2 separate regions of the Homo sapiens genome follow, and region 1 is linked to region 2. Evidence: read pairs that join two places in POLR2A ChIA-PET (ENCODE). Cell type or tissue: PC-3. All regions are shown on one strand. Region 1 overlaps ATG5 (autophagy related 5). Region 2 overlaps ATG5 (autophagy related 5).

Region 1 (4,000 bases), 54 kb before region 2:
TACCTCAGTTGGAAATGCAGAAATCACCTGCCGCCTTCTGTGTTTGTCTCGCTGGGAGCTGCAGACCGGAACTTTTCCTATTCAGCCATCTTATCAACTCGAGAATGGAAAACTTTTTAAGAACTTTATGATTTTCTTTAAGAGAATGGAAAACTTTAGATGTACTTACTTTTCTAATCCTTTTTTGTTTTGTCTGTTAGCTTCTTACCACCTTTCTGTAGATCAGTGTTTCCCAAAGTGTGCCAAAAGCATTAGTGTTACTTGGGAACTGATTAGAAATATACCCTAGACCGGCCGGGTGCAGTGGCTCATGCCTGTAATCCCAGCACTTTGGGAGGCCGAGGTGAGTGGATCACAAGGTCAGGAGTTCAAGACCAGCCTGACCAACGTGGTGAAACCCCATCTCTACTAAAAATATAAAAATTAGGCATGGCACACGCCTCTAATCCGAGCTACTCAGGAGGCTGAGGCAGGAGAATCACTTGAACCTGGGAGGCGGAGGTTGAAGTGAGTCGAGATGGTGCCACTGCACTCCAGCCTGGGTGACAGAGCGAGACTCTGCCCTAGATCAGCTGAATCAGAAACTCTGGGTAAGTCCCAGCAGCCTGTTTCAGCAAGTCTTCCAGAAGGTTTTGACTCACTAAAGTTTGGGAACCACTCCTGTGGAGCAGGGTTTCCCAACCTCTGCACTGTTGACTTTTTTGGACTGGATAATTCTTTGATGTGGCTGTGAGGGTTGGGGCTGTCCTGTGCATTGTGTAATCTTTAGCAGCACTTCTGGCCTCTACAGACTAGATGCCAGTAGCACACTGCCCGCTCCCCCGGTAATAATTGTTTCATTTTTTTCAACCCAACTTCTACATCCAGCCTAACAATAGGCTCTGTCAATACTACCTCCAAAATAAACCCCTATTTATTGACTTTTCATCTCTACCATTATCACCCTAATTACCACCATACTCTTAGGAGAACCACTACTCTAGAGGGAAATGATGTGGAGTTAATAGGTAAAACTGCTTCTCATTTAAAGTAGCAGTGACCACTTGTTGAGTGCATTTTAACTCATTCCAAGTTCTGTTCTGGGTACTTCACGTGAATTATCACTGCCATCACAACAGCTGTGCCAGATATGTTTCAAAGTTCACAGTGTGGGCTAACCCATTTATGAAGTTTCTCATCTATTCCAGCAATTCTTCCCTTGAGAACTAGTATGTCCTGTTGTCATAATGACTTATTTGGCTGCATGTGTAACTATATTCTTTTTTAAACAAAGGGATTTAGCTGGGATTGTAGGTGTGAACTGTTTTGCCTGGTGAACTATGTAAACTTCTCATTGCAAACTTAACCATAACTGTTTCTGGATGATGGTGATTATTTACTTTTTCTGAGGTGACTACTAAATGACAAATGAATCAATAGTATGCTGTCGTTGCAGTAAGACATTCTGCTTACATTTTTTGAAATAATGTGTGTTCTGTGTATTTTCCTTTCAGCTCTAGCTCACTTGATCTATCTCTGCATATTTTAACAACTCTTCTTTCCCACTCTTTAACTCTAATTTAAACTTGCCTAGTCTCTGTTCCATTCCTTTATTACCTTTCTAGGGTATGGATGGCTAGATACACATTTTAACTCAACAATCAGTAGTTAATGCTGGTTCATGTATTACGCATTTCCAGGTGTCACATGCTTTTAAACAAAAGCCTAGAAATCATTTGTATTGAGAATGTCAAGCCCCCACACCTGACCCCTGTGACATTTTATGTTCTTGAACTTGGCCTGTATAGACCAGTTCTGATTAGTGGCTATAGTGATGAATTCTGGCTGTTAAAATTCTGTATATTAATAATGTCATCTCCTGAATCAAGAAAGTCAGTGCAGTTCTGTTGCAGTGCTAGTTTCTTGTTACTCATTGGATACTGTTTCTCTTTTACTACTTTAGAAGCTATGTAACGTTCAGAATCCTTTTATGTGAAAATCACATTTAAGACTAAAACTATCTGTGCCACTGGTATTTTAATTAGCATTCAGAGAATTGCAAGGTTTTTACCCAAACACTGGAAAAAATAAGCAACTTATGAAAAAGAGGGGTAAAATGAACACGTTTGTTCATCTAAAATAAAGCATGTTTAGTCCTGATTATCGTCTTCAAAGTGCTTTTCTACTTAAGAAGCATTTCTTCGCACAGTATCCCTTTAGTATCCAGACTATGCTTAAGTTCCTGGAGCTCTTTTACATTTAGTGTATTTCTCTCTTTCCCGTTAGAAGGATATAAAAGTATCCCAAACAGCATTTCAAATTGGAGTTAATTTTCATAATTCTAATTGTAGTTAAATTTCAAATTCCAAGCCACACTCAGAATGTCAAGATTTTGTGGCTATTTTTTCTTTTTTAAAAAATTATACTTTAAGTTCTAGGGTACATGTGCACAACGTGCAGGTTTGTTACATAAGTATACATGTGCCATGTTGGTTTGCTGCACCCATAAACTTGTCATTTACATTGGATATTTCTCCTAATGCTATCCCTTCCCCCAGGCCCCCACCCACCGACAGGCCTCAGTGTGTGATGTTCCCTGCCCTGTGTCCAAGTGTCTGATTTTTCAGTTCCCCCCTATGAGTGAGAACATGCAGTGTCTGGTTTTCTGTGCTTGTGATAGTTTGCTGAGAATGATGGTTTCCAGCTTCATCCATGTCCCTGCAAAGGACATGAACACATCCTTTTTATGGCTGCATAGTATTCCATGGTTTATATGTGCCACATTGTCTTAATCCAGTCTATCATTGATAGACATTTGGGTTCCAACTCTTTGCTACCGTGAATAGTGCTTTTGCAACTATTTTTTCTTAAACTATCTTCTTGTTTTTGTTAATGCTTAGATTTTGTCCCACAGGTATTTTAACCTGCATGTACTTTTCATGTATTTAAAAGTCATTATTTTTATGTAAGATTTAAAAAACTCTATAACTCTTTTACATATTTTTTGAAAGATGAAAAAGGATTAATATTTGTCTACCTAGAATGTAAGAAAGGAGCAGAAGAGACAAGGTGATGAAGGGAAATATAGGAAGTGAGAAGAGAAGGAAAACAACTTCATGGACTTGTTGAAAGGGGAAATGCTTTACAATTATAATACAGCTCATTCTCACCAGTATTTTTAGCATTATTTATTTTCAGGTGTTAGTACTCAGTAGAGTAATGCAATTCAGATATCTGAGCTGTAAATGAAAAAATTTGAGAAACACTGGGAGGATAATTTCAAATTTTAATAACTTTATTCTTATTTTTACTGTTAGGATTCCTGGAAATCCTGATTGAAGTTTTGGACCTAACAGGATACACTATGTATATCACGTATCCCTAAAAGTTATGGGATACATTTAAAACAATAATATTTAGTCCACAATAAGCCAATTATAGGTAATAAAGTATAATTTGTAAAATTCTGGGTGGGCCATATGTTTTGAGAAATATATATAATTTTCAGCCAACTTGTTTTGCAGTGAATTAGTTGTTATATAACAGTTTTGAGGAAAATACTTCTTGAACAGTCCAGTAGCTAAAAGTTGAACTAAGATGAGATTTTTCAGTTTCACTCATTATTGTCCTTGTCTTCTTTTAAAGAATAGTTACTGAGTAATATTTTCAATTGATTATCACAATGCCTTTCTTCATGTACTCATTGAAGAATTATGGCTTAATGAACATGTTGAAACAAGTAATATTTATTTCTGTAGTAGCAGCTACTGCTAGCTGTGCTGTTCTGTCATCTCTAAATACTACAGGAGATGAGATTTGTTGAATTACTATACCAGATGTTACCATAATTTTTGAAGCATAGAACCCTGGAATTTTTGATAATATGAACATGCCATTCATTAATAGTTTCCCAGATCTCAGTCATAAGTTATCCTGAATTGGCTGAACATTGAATGTTAGCAAACAAGCTGTTTTATTTATAGAAATGTAACTAAAAATCTTCTGTGTCATGGTATCACCC
Region 2 (4,000 bases):
TTTTCTAATTGGATTATTTGCTTTTTTTAAAAACTGTTGAATTTTGGGAGTTCTTATATATTATAGACACAAGACCTTTCTCGGAAATATGGTTTGCAAATATTTTCTCCCAGCCTGCGGCTTATGTTTTCATTCTCTTCACAGGATCTTTTGCAGAACAAAAGCTTAGCTGTTGTTGTTGTTGTTTAATTTTAATTAAGTCTATTTATTAGTATTCCCTTTTATGGGTCATGCCTTTAGTGTTAAGTTCTAGGCTGATTTTGAAAGTAGTGTTAAAATGACTTTGCCCTTTTTTTTTTCCTTGCCATATAGAAAAACATTAAAACGTAAACTTCTGAATTTCATGATTCTGGACTTTTTAGCTTACAAACAACTGAAGAGTAAATGAATGAAATTAAAAGGAAATAAAACCTTGAGTGAACACAGTTTGCATAGTATTAAATTAGACTATGCATTACAGTGTTCTAAAACTAGTGGCCCTGGTGATGGTATGTTTTAAGTTACAAATTGTTATGTGTCAGAATTGTGTTGTGCATTTTATTATCTCAGAAACTATAATGTAGGTATTATCTCCATTTATACATATACATATGTGTTTACACAGATGTATATATACACATATGTGTTTACACAGATGTATATATACACATATGTATATATTCCTGTTTTGCAGTTGAAAAAACTGAGGTTCAGGAAAGATAGGTAGTTGTGTCCATGGTTCCATAATAAATGACAGAAACAGGACTTGAATCTAATACTCTTTTTTGAGACAGAGTCTTGCTCTGTTGCCCAGGCTAGAGTGCAGTGGCGCGATTTCGGCTCACTGCAACCTCCGCCCCCTGGGTTCAAGCAATTCTCCTGCCTCAGCCTCCCGAGTAGCTGGGATTACAGGCACGTGCCACCATGCCTGACTAGTTTTTGTATTTTTAGTAGAGATCAGGTTTCACTATATTGGCCAGGCTGGTCTCGGACTCCCGACCTCGTGATCCTCCCTCCTCGGCCTCCCAAAGTGCTGGAATTACAGGCATGAGCCACCACCCCCAGCCGAATCTAATACTCTTTAACAACTGGCTGGCATCTTTTGTTGCATCATGTAACTGTATATAACTCATAGGACTCAAACCTGATTTAAGTTTGTGATGATCGTGCCTGTTACTCTTAAAGTCCATACATTGTCTGATTTTCAGCTTATAGTAAATCATCATTTCTTGTTTTATCAACGTTAATGTTAATATTGGTTAACCTATTGGCTCTACTGGCTACATTTGAAATAGAGACTTTTTCTTTGCATTTCATTTCTTTCTTTCTTTCTTTTTTTTTTAAGAGATGAGGTCTCTCTGTGTTGCCCGGGTGAGTCTCAAACTCATGGGCTCAAGCTCTCCTCCCACCTCGGTCTCCTGAAGTGCTGGGATTACAGGCATGAGCCACCATTTACAATATAGCTGTAACACACATTATTTATAAGAATTCTAAGTTTTACACTTGAACTATTTAAGAAAATACATAAGGTTTCCTAAAATGTTTATAAGTTTCGTTTTTCTGCTTTTCTTCAATATATCTCTGAGCTATATCAACACTGTAAATTTCCCATATAAGAAAAAATGATTGCTGTATTGGTGAAGGCACATGAGTAGAGGAGAGATGGGAGCAGCCAGCCATTACCACCTCAGTTTTTCATTTCATTTGGTGTTAAGAAATGACTAACATACATTTGAAAAAGTAACAAGGACAGTTTCAAAGGTGACTTACATCATGTTATTTCTCATGAGAGTAATACTGTTTCTTGGAAGTTATTGAAATACTTTGCATATTTACAAATATGTGGCAAGATCAGGTATTGTGGTATATTCCTGTTTGCAGTGGCTTTCTTGTCTGTCAACCTAAGATTTAGATTGCATTGGATATTGTTAGTCTTGTCTAATTTTATATATACTAAATCAACGTTTACAGCATTCCTATTTGTGGAGATTTAAAAATATTTCTCAGTATAATTTAGTCTTCTTTGCAGAGCTCTAACATCGGGCTAATGAGAGCTGTTGAAAAGTTTGCAGGAATATGTCCTCCATTCCCATTGCCCTTAAGAACCTCTGTACTTGAATGCATGATCTCTCTATGGGAGCTTTTATTTTAAGGGTAATTGTCTTAGTCCATTCCATTTGGGCTGCTATACCAAAATATGTTAGAGTGTGTACTTTTTTTTTTTTTTTTTGAGACAGTTTCCCTCTTGTTGCCCAGGCTGGAGTTCAATGGCATGATCTTGATTCACTGCAACCTCTGCCTTCTGGGTTCAAGTGATTCTCCTGCCTCAGCCTCCTGAGTAGCTGGGATTACAGGCGCCCACAACTATGCCCAGCTAATTTTCTGTATTTTTAGTAGAGATGGGGTTTCACCATATTGGCCAGGCTGGTCTTGAACTCCTGACCTCAGGTGATCCACCACGCCCAGCCTAGACTGGGTAATTTATAAACAACAGAAAATTATTTCTCACAGTTCTGGAGGCTGGGAAGTCAGAGATCAAGGCTTCAACAGATTCGGTTTCTGGTGAGGGCTGCTCTCTGCTTCAGAGTTAGCACTGGTTGCTGCGCCCCCACCCCCACCCCCCCAACATGGCAGAAGGGGCAAAAGCCTTACAAGCTCCCTGGGGCCTCTTTTATAAGAGCATTGATCCCATTCTTGAGGACTCTGCCCTCATGACCTAATTACCTCTCAAAGGCTTCACCTCTTAATACTGCCATGATGAGGAATAGGTTTCAGCATGAATTTTGGAGGGACGCATTCAGATGATAGAAGTAACTAACTCCCCAAATTGAGTATTTTTTTGTCGTCCTGATTGACTTAGGTACTTAATTGCTATTTGCTAGCACACTAAATTTTTAAGAATAAGAATATTACGTTTTTAAAGGTACTGTATAATAAATATTAAACAGAAAATGTTCATCAGATTTTTGGTTGGGGTATATTGAGTTTTTGTGTTTTAAAATAAGATTTTCATTAAATGAGAAACAACACTTTGCTGAGCATTTTCTTGTTTTTACCATTCTACAGCGTTTAGCTACACTATGTAATAGCACTGGGGCTTTGTCCCCAGTAAGCAAATACCTCATCATAAAAGATTGTTGAAGGTTATACCTTTATAATACTTGCTCAGATTTGGGAAAGGGTGAAAAAAAAGATATATAAAAATAACAGGATATTTCTCCAATAGTGAGGTTAGAGAAGAATTTCTGTTTTTTAATATGTAACCAAGACTAGTTGGCCTTTCCTGTTTAGCATTTTTTTTCAGGTAATTTTTAATCTTTTAGTTTTAATTATTATGGATACATAATAGTTGCAATTATTTATGGGGTACATGTAATCTTTTGCTATAAGCATGCAATGTGTAATGATCAAATGAGGATATTCACCACCTCAAGCATTTATTATTTCTTTGTGTTAGAAATATTCCAGGTAATTTCATTATAGCAAAGCCACCTCACATTTCATACACTAATTAGGATATGAATGAGAGCTCCAAATTCTTGAAAAGATTCCTTTGACTTTGTTGTTTTCAGGTTGGACTGCGGGAGGTACCTTCTGACTTTTTTCTTTGAGTTGTGGGTACAGTCCTGCTGTCTTCCTTTTCCACTGCACCAGCTCCAGTTGTCTTCACATAAGCTTGCTGTATTCAGTCAGCCTCTCACCAGTCATTCTGGTTTTGGTTCATAACCAAGTCACCATACATAGCACTGCTTTCCATTAGTCGTCAGAAAAAGCCTTTCACCAACATTACTTCCTTTGCTAAAAAGCATTAAAAGCTTCTTCATGGCCTGAAGATCAAAAACCCTGAGTGAGGGATGGCTATTTTAAATTATCACTACAGTTCCCTATTCATTTCTTTTCTTCTCTGAACTCCTCAACCTTATTATCTTTACACAGTTAATCACTTGATTATGCATGATATTGTTCTTGGTTTCAACTTGTATGAGAAAGTATGGCTTTTTAAATTGAAGAATGTATTAGT

The links. Peaks named below come from ENCODE experiments on the same cell type or tissue, not always from the same donor. Only the 100,000 strongest peaks of a DNase experiment are listed, where the experiment ranks them.
Region 1: POLR2A ChIA-PET joins it to region 2 with 5 read pairs; 2 of 35 experiments call an interaction of 5 or more read pairs at or near these places.

What each region holds. Positions count from the first base shown.
Region 1 is chr6:106,258,656-106,262,655 of GRCh38, reverse strand. All of the region lies in intron 5 of ATG5 (autophagy related 5), which reads left to right. Among named protein-coding and RNA genes, the nearest start is that of ATG5, 65 kb to the left of the region's middle. In PC-3, no CTCF peak of the experiment used is centred here; no DNase peak of the experiment used is centred here; H3K27ac peaks cover 1,250 bases.
Region 2 is chr6:106,204,858-106,208,857 of GRCh38, reverse strand. All of the region lies in intron 6 of ATG5 (autophagy related 5), which reads left to right. Among named protein-coding and RNA genes, the nearest start is that of ATG5, 120 kb to the left of the region's middle. In PC-3, no CTCF peak of the experiment used is centred here; no DNase peak of the experiment used is centred here.